Linked DNA regions of Homo sapiens: region 1 is linked to region 2. Evidence: chromatin loops called from intact Hi-C (ENCODE). Cell type or tissue: dorsolateral prefrontal cortex. All regions are shown on one strand. Links, peaks and the distances in the headings refer to the core of each region. The heading gives the core; the rest is flanking DNA.

Evidence for each region. Peaks named below come from ENCODE experiments on the same cell type or tissue, not always from the same donor. Only the 100,000 strongest peaks of a DNase experiment are listed, where the experiment ranks them.
Region 1: a loop joins it to region 2, with 2.3 times the contacts of the local background. A loop is called at or near these places in 3 of 110 quality-filtered maps.

What each region holds. Positions count from the first base shown.
Region 1 is chr9:16,034,221-16,042,900 of GRCh38, forward strand. It overlaps a transcript of CCDC171 not described here. Among named protein-coding and RNA genes, the nearest start is that of LINC03041, 240 kb to the right of the region's middle. RefSeq lists a silencer at 2,035-2,290. In dorsolateral prefrontal cortex, for the core only: no CTCF peak of the experiment used is centred there; a DNase peak (open chromatin) is centred at 5,385.
Region 2 is chr9:16,110,370-16,119,049 of GRCh38, forward strand. No RefSeq gene overlaps it. Among named protein-coding and RNA genes, the nearest start is that of LINC03041, 160 kb to the right of the region's middle. In dorsolateral prefrontal cortex, for the core only: no CTCF peak of the experiment used is centred there; no DNase peak of the experiment used is centred there.

The sequences.
Region 1 (8,680 bases), core at 429-8,428, 76 kb before region 2:
AGCAAGAGGCGTGACTTCAGTTGTGTTGGAGTTCCCACCATTGGCGTCTATCAGCCTTCCTTATGAAGAGATGCAAAGATTTAATGGTTTCAGGAGGGAGGCCACCTAATTTGACACACATTTGACACACACATTTGACACATTCTGCACATTCTTGTACTAGAATAATAGTAGTCTGGTGAGATGATTTTCAACGGGTGGTAAACTGCCCTTTTTACTTCATTGTGGGAAGGGAGATCTCACACATTTTTTCCACAGTAATTTGATTTGAGCTGAGAACAACTGCAGGAGACACTGTTGGGAGTGCAACCAAGGTTCAGTGTGGAGGTCATTACTGTAATTAGATGTTTCAGTGCGTGTGACATAGTTGAGTTCTCTTGAACGCCTCAAGGAAGCCTCCTGTCGTAGTTCTGTCCATCAGAATGGACAAGGGGCCAGTGTTCTCACCACTGTGATGGACACTGCCCCAATCCTGGGGGACAGGTGGCTTTAGTTTTTTGGAAAGCTAATATAGCATGAGACTTTACCTACCAAAGCTTCCCTGGATCTCAGATTGGCACTACAATCATGTTTTTTGTGCTGTGGGCTTTATTCTCCAGAGTTTTTACATGTGGAGTCCTCCATTTGGTTTTCAAATTTTCTGGGCCCAAGGGTTAACTTGGAGAGTGGGGTCTATCCTCCCCTATCCCCAGGCCAAACTTAATAAATGCACAATTGAGAAGAAACATAGTACACTTGATATGCAAACACAGTTCCAAATTGAGTCTGCCAGCCCCCATCTTTCAACCAGATGGCTACCCCAAGACCTTTGACGTCTCCGTTAGTAGGGCTGAATCGAATAAATTATATACTGAGAATAAAGAAAACTTAGGTAAAGCAGCATTTTGTAAGGGAACTGTTTTCTTAGCTCCCAGGTTTTGACTGCAGCTCTCAGCTAATTCAGATATCTGTTTATAACAGCATTTGGAGAGATCCTTCAAATTCGGTCTTAAAAACAAAAAGAACATACTAAGAAAGAATCCACAGGAGGATTTGAACTACATATATGTTAATACATAATTAACATGGACATTATTAGATATAAAAAACTAACACAGTGGATCCCTTTAAAAAAATTTTGGTTCTTTCCCCCTAAATCTCTTATGCAGTTATGTCTAAGAGAATTGTCTTCTTTTTTTGTGGGGTGTGCTTTCTCTTAATTTAACACCCGAGTTCACAGATTACTTCCTGCCCTAGGATCTGTGGCGAATGTCACCACCTGTGACAGCGCTCTTATTTATGAACTGAAGAACACTCTCCATCTTGGTATGTATGCTAATTCAAAATCCACTCCAAGTTCCAAGCATTTATGATGATTTCTAAAAGAGATTACTTTCCTCCAGCATTCTTTGCTTACTGCCTGCTTCTAGTTACTTATTTCTCCAGGAAAGATTTACCTTTCTGTGAGCATGGCTTTATAGCTTTCTGGCTCTCTGAACATTTTCTCCCTGCTGCCTCTATGTGTTTCATTCTCCCCTTACTGAAGATTAGAAGAGGGGATTGATATTTGTTTCAACAAATATTTATTCAATATCCACTATGTCAGTCACTGGGCTATGTTGTGTGGAAGAGTAACTTACACATTTGATCAGAGTTGAAAATAAATTCTACCGCTATGCAGAAACAGGCTCACCTTGATGTTTCCTGTGAAACACTATCAACACCTTCCCTGGTTACAACAGCTGACTCTTACCTTTAATAATTTTGTGCCCACAGCTGGGGGTACACAATCATTGATGGCATAGATTTATACAAGAGAAGTGTTGAAGAAAAGTTATTGGTTTCAGGGATACTAATTGTTTCCTCTAATGATCACTTCTTCCCTTCCTCTAGGCCCTCTTGCCAGAAAAGTTCTTTCTCCACAGACCAACAGGAAGTTCCCTAAGTACTATGAGACCTTGTCTTTGCCTATAGCTGGCTGCATTGGACATGGATTCCTGGCCCAAGGTGAGAAAGACACAGAAACTACATTAGTTGTCTTGGGAACGTGAATTGGAAAGGCAAGTATTTGTGAATGCTGAGACCTACATTTTGTGGTTTCCATGATGGCCCAAGAACAGCCCAAAAAGCCATCAGCACAGAGAGACAAAAAAGAAATTTCTTGGCCGGGCACGGTGGCTCACGCCTGTAATCCCGGCAATTTGGGAGGCCAAGGCAGGCGGATCTCGAGGTCAGGAGATCAAGACCATCCTAGCTAACATGGTGAAACCCCGTCTCTCCTAAAAATACAAAAAATTAGCTGGGCGTGGTGGCAGGTGCCTGTAGTCCCAGCTACTCAGGAGGCTGAGGCAGGAGAATGGCGTGAACCCGGGAGGTGGAGCTTTCAGTGAGTGGAGATCGCGCCACTGCACTCCAGCCTGGGCCACAGAGCGAGACTCCGTCTCAAAACAAACAAACAAGCAAAAAACAAATTTACCTATCTTAACTAGCACCAAAAATTCTCTCAGTTGTCAATCAAGAATTCTGAACCAAGAATCCAATGCCTTACTTGGGTTTGAGGTTTGAATTTACACTATAGATGTGGTCTAGGAATATCTGAGATGAGATATTGACATAAACATGTGATTCTATACTATTCAGCCATAAAAAAGAATGAAATCCTGTCATTCACAGCAACATGAATGAGCCTGGGGGACATGATGTTAAGTGAGATAAGTCAGGCACAGAAAGACAAATACTGCATGTTTTCATTTGTGGGAGCTGAAAAAGTTGTGCTCATAGAAGTAAAGAGTAGAATGCTAGGAAGGGGTATGAAGAGGAAATGATGGTTACGGATACAAAATTACAGCTAGATAGAAGAATAAGTTCTAATGTTCTATAGCATTGTAGGATAACCATAGTTAATAATTTATTGTATATTTTTCAAATAGCTAGAAGAGAGGATTTTGAATGTTCTCAACACAGAGAAATGATGTGTTTGAGGTGATGAATATTCTATTTACCCTGAATTGATCATTACATATTGTACACATATATGAAAATGCCACTCTGTACCCAATAAATATGTACAATTATCACATGTCTAAAAATAAATACATGGATGAATAAATGTGATTCTAGGCCATGATGCCATGCAATCATGAACCAGGCACAAAACTCTCCTGGTTGTGAGGTCACGTCCTCAACCCAGACCACACAAGATCCCCTGAATAGAGAAAGCTCCACTGAAGATGATCTCAGCTTCCAAAATTATGAAGAATATTAGGAAATGGTTTCCCATGAGAGAGAACCAGTGGATAGAATACAGAGCGAGATCAGATCCCCAGGCACTTCAGATAATAAATGTATTACATAAAGACTATAAGTAGGTTTAAAAATGATTCAAAGCATAAAATTAGGAATTGAAAACATAATAAATTATGACAATATATAAGGTACCATGAAAAAATAAAATAGAGATTTTAAAAAGAAACAAATGAAACTTCTAAAAGTAATAAATATTGTCATCAATTTTAACAGATTAGATATGGTTAAAGAAAAAAGTAGTAAACTGGAAGAGATTTAATTCCAATTCAGAATGCATCACAAAAACGTAAACATGTGAGGGAGTAACTAAAGATATGGAGGAAAGAATGAGAATAAGCGTTTAGAAGTAGAAATAGAAAATGAAGGAGAAGAAATATTCAGAGAGAAAAAAGACTGAGAATTTTTTTACAATGTCTAAAAGATAAATATCATAAGATTCAGGAAGTACAGTAAGTCATGAGCTGAATAAGTAAGTGTGAATTCAAACTTCAAGTCCACTATAATGAAATTGCAAAATACTGATGCCAAAAAGTTCTTAAAGCAATGAAGATTTTTTTTGTAGGAAATATAATTAGGCAGCAGATTTCTTGACAGCAACAACAGATATTAAAAGTCAAGAAGATGACATACCCAAAGCACTAGGAAAAATCACTATCGGTTTGCAATTATATAGCCAGCTAAACTATTACTCAACAACACATATAAAATTAAAGTTTTGTTTGGTTTTGGTCACCAAAAATGTAAAGTAGTTGCTAAGGGATTTATTTCAAGTAGAAGAAAATTGAACTAGAAAGGAAGGGATGAGCTCTAAGAGGGGAAGTTAAATTTAAACAAGCATTGTCTGTAGAAGTTAATAATCTTGACAGATTTTAAGGGTATAAAAGTGAAAATAATATATTTGACAACAATAATAGATAAAATGGGTGGGAGATGTTTGGAGCTCTGAAGATTGATAGGTAAGTAGAAATGACATTTTGTACTTTTCAAAGTCAAGTATGTGTGTTAAAAATGTAAGGGTAACATCTAAAACATCTGTATGTATATACAGAAATACAAATAAGACTGATAATTACCAAATCAGTAGAACAGGAAAAGAGGAAATAAAGAAATCAGAATCAATCCCACTAAAAGTTTGGAAAAAAGAAAGCAAAGATCATATATAGCAAAGTAAACACAAAGCTCAAACTAAGATGGCAGAAATAAACCCTAAAAAATGTTAATGAACTAAATGTATCTGTTAAAACACAGAGATTGTTAACTTGGATGAAAAAATTAAAATCTATGTGGTTTTATAAGAGAAAATATGAGGGCAAAGAAAAGAACAAAAACAGAAAAAAAAATAGAAAAAGACCTATCAGGCCAAAAAAAAAAAAAAAAAAGCTGAATATAGTTACACTTATGCCAGACTAAAGGGCGAAATTTATGATTACTGATAAAGGTTGTTATACAAAATGTAACACTTTTAGTATATATATAATATGATAGTCTCAAAACTTGAAGTCCCAAGAGGAACTGTGAAATTATAATCATAGTAGATGTTTTAACACATCTGTCTCAGGGAAGTAAAGCTGACTTTAAAAATTAGTGAGGAAGACTTTTCAACAAGTCATTTTGGGAATGATAATGAGAGTTGTCCAAATAGTGCTTCTGGTTCCAGCTCAATGAGGTTCAGGGTCCTTCTTAGGCAAATTTTCCGTAGTAAACTCCTATGGGGAGGAGAGAGCAGGATTCTCTGACCTTTGCTGTCACCTGTGCAGGACTCCCTCATGTGGCTGAGGCCCCTATTCCAGCCTTGACTCAGGGAGGGGGTGATTTTGGCATGTGAGTACTGCTGTTATGTAACTTGGCTACGATTTTTTTCCTTCTGCGTTTTAAGTTAGTGCAAGCTATTGTGGCCTCAAGATTCTTTACACACAGCTGAGGCTGCAGAAAGTCACATGCGTTAGTTAGAATGTAGGCTAAATGGCTGTCACAAAGACATGGAAGAATACAGTGGCTCAGAGGAGGCTGATTATTTCTCCTCACGGAACAGTCTAATTTCCCTGCAGGTCGGTAGCCCCAGGAAGGTAGGTGGCGCTGTTCCATAAACTCGTCTAGCCTCCTTCTGCTGTGCTACTCCAGTAGCCCCTAAGGTTGTCCTCTTCCTCATTCTTACATCTGCGTCCCAGCCCATGGGAAAGGCAAGCAGCTACTTTAAAAAGATGTGACCCAGAATTTGCACACATTACTCCTACTCATGTCCCTCTTCTTGGAAATCATCACTCAGTCACATGGCCCCCCTTGAGCTACGTGGGTGTCTGGGAAATACCATCTCCAGCCAGGCAGCCATCTTCCTTGCTTCTGTGTGTGTGTGTAATGGGGTGGGGGGTGGAGGTGGAGTTGTGTTCATTCTATTGCCAGAAGGAAGGAGATTGGACCGGATAACAGAAGAAAATGAGCAGTGTCTGCCACAGCATACAAGCTTATTTCTAATCATCGCCTACTCATTACATGTGAGGGACACTGGAACCTTTCAGAATCTCAGTTTCATCATCTAGAAAACTGCACCTCACAGAGTTGTTGTTAATGGCAATCAAGATGAAGGGAGGGAAGGTGAGGGCCAGCTGGGTGCCCTGTTACCCCCTCACTCCACAGTCCCTCCTCTGCATAGCACAGAGGCCCCTAGCCAGACGCATACTCCACCAGAGAGCCACAGGCATCGTGTTGGAGGCTGGCCAACGCTTTGCCCAGTCCTGCCTCTGTTCCTGGAGCCCCTCTTTCCTTATCTTGATCCCCCCACTTCTCCCTCCCACACCTCCCCAGTGAAGGGATTCTGCAGATTGATGGACTGTCATCTAGAAGGTGGAGGCAGACCTCAGATTCCTGAGTTCTTGAAGGAAAGGGATTAATGAGCCCTCAGAGTTGTCTCTGGGCTGGAGCTCATCTCAGTGCCTGCTCCAGCTGGGACGGCCCACCGCAGAGAGAAAGGCAGGCGGCTGCGAAGCTTTGGTCATGCTGCCCCATAGGTGACCTGTCAGGTTTTGTTTGTGATTGTTTGTGCCCAGTGGTGCAGGTCACACGCTGAGCTCCTCCCAGGAATTTGATTGTTTGCAGTTGTAAAGTGCAGGAGCTTGGATCTGTCCGAGCAGAGGGTTAAATCATAGAGTGTTTTACAAGAGCAGCTATAGGGAATGCCTTGTTTTCTCCTTATATGGCTATTTCTCTCAGTCCAGAATCCCAGGGTGTATTTTACGTGGTTGAAATACACAAATGGAGTAACAGTCTTAGCCAAACATGCTATGTGGCTTTAAAATTAACAAGCTTCTCTCTACTTCTGTACCCCAAACACACATTCACATGCATAGTTTCTGTTGAGACTCTGCAAAGATACTCTCTCTTTTTTTTTCAGCCAAAAATATTTGATGGGGTGAATTTCTACAGTTCCCTTGCTTTATACATAAGAAATATTTCTTTTGAGGAGAGGTGTTTGCAAGCGTGTGGGTCAAATCTAAGCATCAAGTTCTTAATGAGCAGCTACTGTGTGTGTAGCTAACTCTAGGGTATAAAGACAGAATTGGGTGCCCAACATTAAAATATGACAAGGAAAGATGTTTAATGAAAGTTCAAGATGACACTGGGCAAAGTAGCAGAAGGCAGCACTAGGTGAGTAAGCACATGGGCTTCCTTTGCCACAGGGGCTCAGAGGAAGGAGAAATCTGTTCAGATTGGTGTGTTCAGGACAGATTTCATGGAAGAAGTGGAGGTTTCAGCTAGTCGGATTTGGCCAACTAGGTCAGTGGGAGCAGGGAGGCATTTGGGAGCAGGGAAAAGGCCTGAGAGAAAATGCAGAGGAAATAAAATGAAGGAGCTTTTAGAAGACAGCAAATAATCTGGTGTCTAGAGCAAATGGCTCATGCAGGAGAAAAGGAAGTTTAGGTGGGAAAGATAGACTGAGGCTGGGAATGTTCTGTAGAAGTCAGGCGAAGAAGCTGGGGTTTTTGTTTCATGGTAAAGGGAGGGCAATGAAGATTTTTTAGTACTTATTTTGATCTGAACCAGGTGTCTGAGGTTCAGGATTTCCAATAATTTATATTTCTGAAATGTTATTATTTTTTCTTTTAGCCTACCTTAGTGAATATCACTTAACCCAGAAAACTAGGATTGGATTAATTAAATATGATGTTTGGATATTGAAAATAAGAGGGCTTATCGAAATTTCCTTATTGGTGATTTCGTAAATGAGAAATACAGAGTTTAATATTGAATATAGTTCTTGGCCACACCTTCTGGAACACAAATTATGAACTCAGGTTTTGCAGGGAAAAGTTGAATGACCAACCTTCATTCTTTGTGGGCACAGGAGGAAATTTTGGAGAAAAAATTTGGCATTGGATTCAGATCCAGAAACACCATATTCTGAGCAAGTTTAGATGAAAATGTGCATTTTGGGGGCATTTTGGAGATAAAATCTGGTATGGGAATGATGTTCCCCAAAGCCCGCTTTCTGAGTCTCATTCAATCTTCATTTTAGTTTTCTTTCAGAGATAAAGCTGAAATTATTGTGCATATTATAACTGCAAAGAAACTGCCAGGGAGTTTTAATGACTTTCCCAGACTCAGTCAGCTAGTTCGTCGTGGAGCAAGACTCTTGCGAAGCTAGTGGTATCCAGGCAGCCTCTCTGGAATAGTAAGCTGGCAGTGGGCGGGCTCCAGTGGATTAGAGCGCAGACATATAGTCAAGGAGGCAACCAAATTAGACCAGAGAGCCTTTTGCAGCCAGGCAGGTGTGAGATGATAATAAGACAACTGGGAATGAGGCATGAAAGAGAAAGCCCTTATGAAGAGGATCATGAGGATTCTGGCCTGAGAGAAGAGGGCCCCATCAACCTAATAGGCAGCCTCTTGAGGCCAGGTGGCAGGGAGGGCTTCTGGGTAGGACCAGCTTCAGGAAAGACTCAATGATTGAAGGCGTTTTGCTCCCCAGGGACCTCGAGGAAATCACTTGATTTTTCTGAGCCTCAGCTTCTTCCTGTGCTAAATAAAGTGAATTATAACCCCTGAGGACAAAGTGTTAAGAGGATTAAATGAGAAGACTGGACAAAGCATCTAGCTCAGTCTCTGGGGCACATTTGAGTTCAATACAGATTTTTTGAATGAGTGCCATCAAGAACTGTCAAGCTAGCAATGATATGGGGACCTGCAGTTTCTCTAGGGGTGAGGGTGGTGATGGAGTTTATGTCCAGGAACAAAAGAGAGACTCTAAGGAAAAGTCTCTTGGAAAATAACTCTTTTTTTTGTTTTCATTTCTAATAGTTCATTAAAGAAGATGAGGGAAAATAAACACACATGTACACGCACACCAGATAAACTGAATGCTTCCTTCTGCTGGGGACACGCTGTAGGTGAGCAAGTGCAC
Region 2 (8,680 bases), core at 187-8,186:
TCAAAGAGTCCAATTAAGTTCGTATTAATCTGAGACTAAGAAACAGAATAGTTGACTTCATTCATTTTCATTTCCCCACTTTGCAGATGGGTAAAATGGGGTCTAGCTGAGGGCGGTGGTGTCCCTGTGAGCTCTCTTTGAAGCTCTCGCAGAGTTGGGACAAAGACTTTTTTCCCTAAGCTAGGTACCTGTTGAGTTTCTAGGAGATTACATTGTTCCTTAATGGAGAAGCCTGGCAGTAACGGCAGGGAAAGTTCAGTTCTACCTCCCTCTCCAAAGCCCCACATGCCCACTACCATTTTGCCTTACCCTGACTCCCTTTTCTTCCCTACAACTAGGATTTTCACCCCGCTAATACAGTGGTGCCCCACACCCTAGATTTTTTCCAAACTCCTCTCTCTGTTGAATATATATCCATCCTGTGCGAAACTCCATAATAGCCCCACTCATCTACTAGGGCAAGATGGGTCCCAATAGGCTTATCACAAAAATAATCTGAAGCAATGAGTAAGATAGGCAATGTGTTAGTCTACTCATATAACATCATGCCATAACTAACTTAACATGCGCATGGCTCTAAAATACCTCCCGTTTATGGTAAACTCAAATTTTTAACGAAATCTAAAGTGTTTTATTGAATCATACTTATAGCATAAAGCAAAAATGATAAAATACAAAGCCCCTGGCTGATTAAAAACTATTAAAATGTGATTCCATTTTTTGAAGGAGACACAAGCAACCATTTTGGGGGAGATATTGATCAGCTAGAGAGTGAACATCTCTGTACAGTGTAGGTCCAGAATTAGAGTTGGAGGCAGATTTACCTGAAGTAAATAGTAGCATCCAGTGGAATGAAGAAGGTCCTAAAATGCTAGGTGACAATCTGTACAGTCACTAGAAACATGGCTCCTGGTGGGAGAATTTTTTAGTACTACAGCTTCTAAACCAACAGTGTTGCAGGAATGAGACAAGAACATTTTTAAAGTATAGCATTGAGTGAAATGCTAGCAGTATCTTTACTACTTCCATGCTTTGATCAGTGATCTGTGCTTTCTGACTGTGGGAGAAACATCAGAAATAGAACCAGTATTTCTTACTCAGTGGTTCACAGGATATGCTGCATCCTGCAGGACTCACTTCAAACTTGCATTCTTGTGTCTTGGAACCAAGGCTTCAAATGTCCATTCCTAGCTACTCAGGAGGCTGAGGTGGGAGGATCACTTGAGTCCAGGAGGTCAAGGCTGCAGTGAGCTATGATCACACAACTGCACTCCACCCTGAGTGACAGAATGAGACCCTGTCTCGAAAAAAAAAAAAAGAGAGAAAGAAAAAAAGCCCATTCCATCATTCCCTTAAGACAGCTGCTTCTGGGTGATGGGATACATAGTAACACCATGAATACCATAAGCATAGGCTGTTGCCTTGCTTCTTTTGCTGAAAAAGGAGTTGACAGGCAAAAGTGACACTTTGTGCAATAATATTTTGGTTAACAAGGTATCTAATGTCCTAATTTAAAAGGGAAATACATATCCACAAGGTGTCCATTCTGTGAGGACAAATCACTGTCTCTTGTGCAGTGGAAGGGGTTCAGTGTAATGAACCCTCCTGGAGGCTGATAACTACTTGTCACAGGCTAGTCCTCTTTGAGTATGAGCCTATATTTGGGACTTAGGGTGAGTCGTTGCTATTGGCATGTTACGTGATGACTTGCAACTGAGGTCCATTTAGTGAGCAGCCACATGGGACAAAAGCTTTCCGCACTCTGGGGCCATTTTAAGACCATACCTAGTTGTCTTCTGACTTCCCTGTCACCATCAGTCCTACAGTTCTATTCCTCCAAATTCTCAATCCCTTAGCCAAGCCGGAAGCCACTTCTCATGAAACAGTGTAGATCTGCACCTAACACCGCCTGAGATGCTCTGGGAAAAGAACACCTCATGTGCTGTCCAAGGTGCTGCCCACTGGGAGGATTTCTCTTCTTCACTGCCCTCCAGGCCACCCCTAACAGAAGCTATAACATCATAGCCATTGATTTCAAGCTGGCGATTTCAAGCTCAGAGCTAACTGTTAAATAAGACACCGTGTTTTTTGCTTTTCAGTCAACTCTCGGTCATGAGAAACTCCTAGAGAATACAGATGTGGGTTGAGGAAAGAGTAGGGATGTGTCCAGAGTGGATATTATCAGGAGTGTGAACCACTAAGTCAATCAACAGCCAGGGCCTGCTTGACCTTACCCTCATAGAAACACTTCATTTGATGGTGGAATGCGGCAACATGTGGTTTGGTATAACAGATAATACCCAGTTCATTGATGGGTACTCAGGTAGCACAGCCAACTGATATCCAGTGGATTGGTGTTCTGACAGTACCAAGGGTTAATAGCTAGTGTAGAGTTTTTCTTAATGGTAATAGCATGGCTACTTACACTTATGAAGTTACCCTCTCACCATAAACAATTAGAAAACTGGCAAAATACAGGACATAGCTGGTTTATATGTAAATATATAAAAATAAATGAAACAAAATTGGAAAAAGTCAGTGCATGACTAATCGCTAAATGAAAGAAAACAAACAAAGTGATCTCTATATGAGCGGCAGTACTCTGCCTGGAATCAATTTCTATATGGCGTGCAGGGGCAGGGACCCCTGATAGTGCCAGGGGCTCATTGAGTTAAGAGATGGAGACTGGAAGTTAAGGACACCAAGGTGGGAGAAATTTGCAGAAAGGAGTACAGAGAAGACAGAACTGTGCAGAAAACGAGCTCCGTAAATGTGGATACAGGTCTCCTCGAGTCTTTGGCTAAATATCAATATGCACATGGTTAGGGTAAAATACCATGAGGTTGAGCAGAAAAAAAAAAAAATGACAGGGGAGCCATAAGCCATAGAATTCCCAGAGTACATAGAGGGAAAGGAGACTTTTTGAGCTTAGACCACCCAGAGAATCTCCATTGATCACCTGGGGGCAGGAGGACCATGCCTTGGTTGTAGGGCTAAACTATCTCTAGAGTAAGGATTACTACTGACCCTCCCTAAGCCCTTTAAAACAAGCCATAAAGGTATCAAAGTTGTCACCAGGGAACTGAACAGACTGCAAAATGAACAAGTCAAATACTTTTTTAAAGGAAGAAACAAAATTCAGATATTCAAGGATGTAATATTTACAATGTCCAGGATCCAATTTTAAAAGTATGAAACATAAGAAGCAGGAATATGTGACTTATAACCAGTTGATAAATCAGTCAATAGGAAAAAAATCACAGAAATGTCAGATTTGATTGATCTGTAGATAAAAACTTTAAAAAGAGCAATTAGAAATGTGCTCAATATACTTACAAATTTGAATTAAAACCAAAATATAGGGAGATAAATGAAAGAAACAAGCCAAATAGAACCATATCAACATCTGAAAAAATTCTGGAGGAACTGTCAGCAAAATAGATAGCAGAAAAGAAAAAATTAGTGACTTAAAAATAACATAATAGAAACAAATTAAAGCACAGGGGGAAAAAGAGATTAAAAGTGAATGAACAGAGTTTTAGTGATGTAAGGGACTAGATCAAGTGGCCTAAGATATATGTAATTGTAATCCAGGAGGGAAAAGAAAGGAGAAAACAAAACAAAACAAAAATGTTGAAGAAATAATGGCTGAAATATTTTCAAGTCTGATGAAAGTTACAAATCACCATATCAAAAAGGTCTACAAATTCCAAGCAAGATAAACAGAAAGAAAATAACACTAAGGCACTTCATAATCAATTTGGTGAAAAAACAGAGATAAAAAGAGCATCTTAAATACAGCCATAGTGGGGAACAGCACATGACATGAAAAAGAACAGAGATTGGATTTATTGCAGACTTCTCATCAGAATCAGTGCAAACCAGAAGGCAATAAAATGGTATCTTTTAAATGCTGTCAGGAAGAAGAAGAAAAAAACCTGTCAACCCAGAATTCTACATCTATCTATTGTTCTGTTGATTAATGGATCATCTGTGTATTGTCGTTTAAAAAAATACAGTGTTCAGAAATACTTCCAAACATATTAATTGATTTTTGACATGGTTATTCAATGGAGAAAGGATAGTTTTTTCAACAAGCGGTACAAGAACAACTGGATATTCGTATGGAAAAATGAACCTCAACATTTGCAATACACTATATGCAAAGTTTAATTAGAATTTAATTAAATTAAAATTTCTAGAAGAAAGCACAGCAGAAAATCTGTGTGGCTTAAAGGTAGTCAAAATGTGTTAGATAGGAGACAAATAGCAAACCATTAAATAAAATGTGATAATTGAACTTTATCGAAATTTAAAACTCTTGCTCTTTGGAAAATTCCACTAAGAAGATGAAAAGGTAAGCCACAGATCAGGAGAAAATGTTCACAGTACGTGTATCTGACAAACAACTTGTTTCCAGATTATACAGAAAGCTTTTACAACTCCACAATTTAAAAAGCAATTAAAATGGGGCAAAAATGTAATTAACCAGACCATGATAAGATGCTCATCATTATTAGACATCAGGAAAGGAACATTTAAACCACAATTAAATACTACTATATACTCCTTAGAACAACTAACATTTAACACATTGAAAATATCAAATATCAATGTCAAAAACACCTCATATACAAGGTGGTACAACCTCATTTTGGAAAACAGTTCATTGGTTTCTTATAAAGTTAAATATGCATTTACCATATGTCCCTGAAATTTCTTGTAGGTATTTAGCCAAGAGAAATGAAAATATACATCCATAAAAAGATATCACAGGAATATTTGTAGTAGCTTTATTCGTGAGAACCAAAACCTGTAAACAACACAAATGTTTGTTAACAGGTAAGGAAATTGTGGTATGTCCATACAATGAAATACTTAATCATTAAGAAGGAACAAACTGCTGATACTACTGATACATGTAAAGAATAATCTTAGAAACATTATATTGAATGAAAAAGTTCAGACCCCAAAGTGTATATACTGCATGATTTCATTTATATAAAACTCTAGAAAAGATAAACCAAATGTATGATGACAGAAGATGAGTAGTTGACTGGAGCTAGGTTCAAGGAAGGATTGGTGCAAAGGGGCAAAATTCTGGTTTGATCAAAATGCTCCTTATCTTGATTTTGCTGCAGTTTTCCAGGTGTATAAATTTATCAAAACTCATTGAACTGTCCACTTAAAATGTTACATTTTATTGCATGTAAATTATATCTCAGTAAAGTTGACTTAAAAAAAAAAAAAGAAGAATACACTAACTTGCTATTGAGGGCAAACCCTTGCCCTTAAACTCCAGGGTTCTTTATTGTGCTTCTTCTGTCAGGCCTTGGCATGGGGTCCATATAGTATCCTGAACAGCCACTCTTCAAGCACCATTAGGTTCATTAATCATAAGACCCATGGGTAGAATTGCTTGTGTTATGGCCTGAATCAACTACTTTTGTTTTGGACCCTTTATTAGTCTGTTCTCATGCTGCTAGTAAAGACATACCCGAGACCAGGTGATTTATAAAGGGAAGAGTTTTAACTGACTCACAGTTCTACATGGCTGGGGAGGCCTGACAATCCTGGCAGAAGGTGAATGAGGAACAAATTCACGTCTTACATGGCAGCAGGCAAGAGAGCTTGTGCAGGGGAACTCCCATTTATAAAACCATCAGATCTTGTGAGATTTATTCACTACCACAAGAACAGTATGGGGGAAAATGATACCCATGATTCAATTATCTCCACCTGACCTCACCCTTGACACATGGGGATTATTACCATTCAAAATGAGATTTGGGTGGGGACAGAGCCAAACACCCCATTCAAAGATAGTAGCCAGTGCATTAGTCAGCAACAGGGTCAGAGGAATACAGCCTTATGTGGAATACATCCTTATATGTTGCCTTCAAAAATCCAAAGAGGGGCTGGGTGCAGTGGCTCATGCCTGTAATCCTAGCACTTTGGGAGGCTGAGTCGGGTGGATCAGTTGATGTCAGGAGTTTGAGAAAAGCCTGGTCAACATGGCAAAACCCCATCACTACTAAAAATACAAAAATGAGCTGGGCATGGTGGAACATGCCTGTAAGCCCAGCTACTTGGGAGCCTGAGGTAGGAGAACCACCTGAACCTGGGAGGCAGAGGTTGCAGTGAGCCACCAAGATTGCACCACTGCACTCCAGCCTGGGTGACAGAACAAGACTCTGTCTCAAAAAATAAATAAATAAAAAATTTTTAAAAATCCAAAAAGGGTTGGGTATGGTAGCTCATGCCTATAATCCCAGCATTTTGGGAGGCTGGGGTGTGAGAACAGCTTGAGGCCAGGAGTTTGAGACCAGCCTGGGCAACAAAGTGAGGCCCTGTCTCTACTAAAAAAACAATTTTTTTTAAATAGCCAGTTATGGTAGCTCATGCTTGAATTCCTAGCTATTTAGGAGACAGTGGCAGGATGATTGCTTGAGTGCAGAAGTTTGAGGCAACAGTGAGCTATAATCACACCACTGCACTCCAGCCTCAGTGACAGAGACCCTGTCTCTAAAAAAAGTAAAAATTAAGTCCAAAGAGAGACAATTAATGTATTGCTTGTTTTCATTTGTGGGATATGCATGGTGCAGGAATTTTTCATTTTGGAGGGGATATTCTGATATTATATAGTTATCTGAACTTCTAGAATCATCTCTGAAATCACTGAGTTTCCAATGGATGCATCTCAACCTTCTAACATAAATGTGTTTGACAAGGCATTTAGGGTATGTGCTCCTGCCTGATCACCTGGTCTATTATTAGCATGATATCATATAAATTGTGGTCCAGCATAAAGTTTTGTCGATTAATAAAAAGATCAAAGACCTTATTGCCGTAAGTTATGGTATAAAGCAAAATAATTAATGCAGCTTTGAGACCAGGATGGTGAATATATGCTGTTATTCCTGTCAGGTAAAAGCAACTTTCTTCTAATAGAGAAAATGTATTCACCAGATCAATAGACATATGGCAAACTCACAGAGTAAAGACAGCAGCAGCATCAATTGTAATCATCACCTTACAACCTTAAAATAATACACTATCTTTCTCCAAGATCCATCTGATTTTTTGCAGAGGTCAAATAGATCAGTTAACTAGAGAGATGTAATAGAGATCACTTCCCTTGCAACTTTGAAGTCTTTGTTGCTAAAATAATTGTGTTAGGCTGCCAGGGATGCGATGATGCATTTAGTTCATTACTTTGGTATGGAGGGGATGCCACAGATGCTTCTATTTTACCCATTGTATCATAAAAGCCCTGATTCTTCAAGCCAAAGAGTCAATGTGGTGGTTCTACGAGTCGCTGAGTATACCTATTCAAACTACCTCCTTAAGAACTATGAAAATAACAAAAAGATGTGTTCACAGATTATTCTAGGCCCAAGTGAGACTGAAGTAGCCTCACATTCCAGTTATCAATGGACTCTCCTAAACATCCATTTTAACTTACAGACTGTGGTGATTTTCTGGAACCCTAATGATTAGCATTAGTTTTGAGTCGCTGTCCAATAATCCCTAAAATGTCCAGCTAGTTCTATTTTTCTAGTCCAAAATTATGTGTAAATTGCTGCAGTTTCCTTTGAGGAACTGGAATGAATATTTAGAGTTTTCTAAGTGTGGTCCCTGGACCAGCAGCATCATTATCATCTGGGAAATTCTCAAAAATGAAAATTCTCAGGACCCACCCCAGCCCCTGTTAATCTTAAACTCTGGGAGTGGAACCTAGCAATCTGCATTTTAACAAGTCCATATAGGGATTCTGGGACACACCAGAATTTGAGATCCACTGATTTAAAGTGCATATTCATGGTGGTATGACGGGTTTTTGTTTTCTTTCTCTTTCTCTCTAAGCGTAAGCATCCTCTCTTCATTCAAGGGACTCTGATCTATGAACTGACTCAGATCTGAGAATTGTGAATCTATTACTGTGGTTTGGTTAGACCTCTGTTCACTAAACCTATAGCTCTTAGAATTATGTGATCATGTAGGACCTTAGCTATATGCTCATTGATTTTGCATCTAAGATTCCTGACCAATGAGATACTATATGCTGTATTCCCAAGACTTGGCAAGACCAGGCCCTTTCCTTTAAGAAGCTCAGGCTAGATGGATGAAGCAGATCTTGCTGAGGAATATGCTTCAAGGACAGCCTGGAAGAGCCAGACGCTCTGATTTTAAAAGGAGAGACAAGAAACAGATTTCTGATTGAAGTATGAACAGGCCAGGCAAACTAAGGCCAGAAGTGGAATGACCAGGGCATTTATGGATCAATGTTCTGCCCCTTTTTGAATTTATGGGTGGAGTGCTCCCATCTCAGCCAACCATGCCCAGAGCTGGCATCCGCAGAACAGGAAGAAAGCAGTGGTATTAGGAACTCCCCATGCTTCAGTTTAGGCAATGTTAGCACTGTACCTCCAGCTAACAGATGAGATGGACTCTCTGTGGCTAAGATGAGACCCTCAAGAGAAAATTAAGTGGCCATAGCAGGAAAAGTGGTTTGGTCACTGATATGGTTTGGCTGTGTCCCCACCCAAATCTCACCTTGGATTGTAATAATCCCCACGTGTCAAGGGTGGGACCAGGTGGAGGTAATTGAATCATGGCCTTGATTTCCCCCATGCTGTTCTTGTGATAGCAAGTGAGTGCTCAAAAGATCTGATGGTTT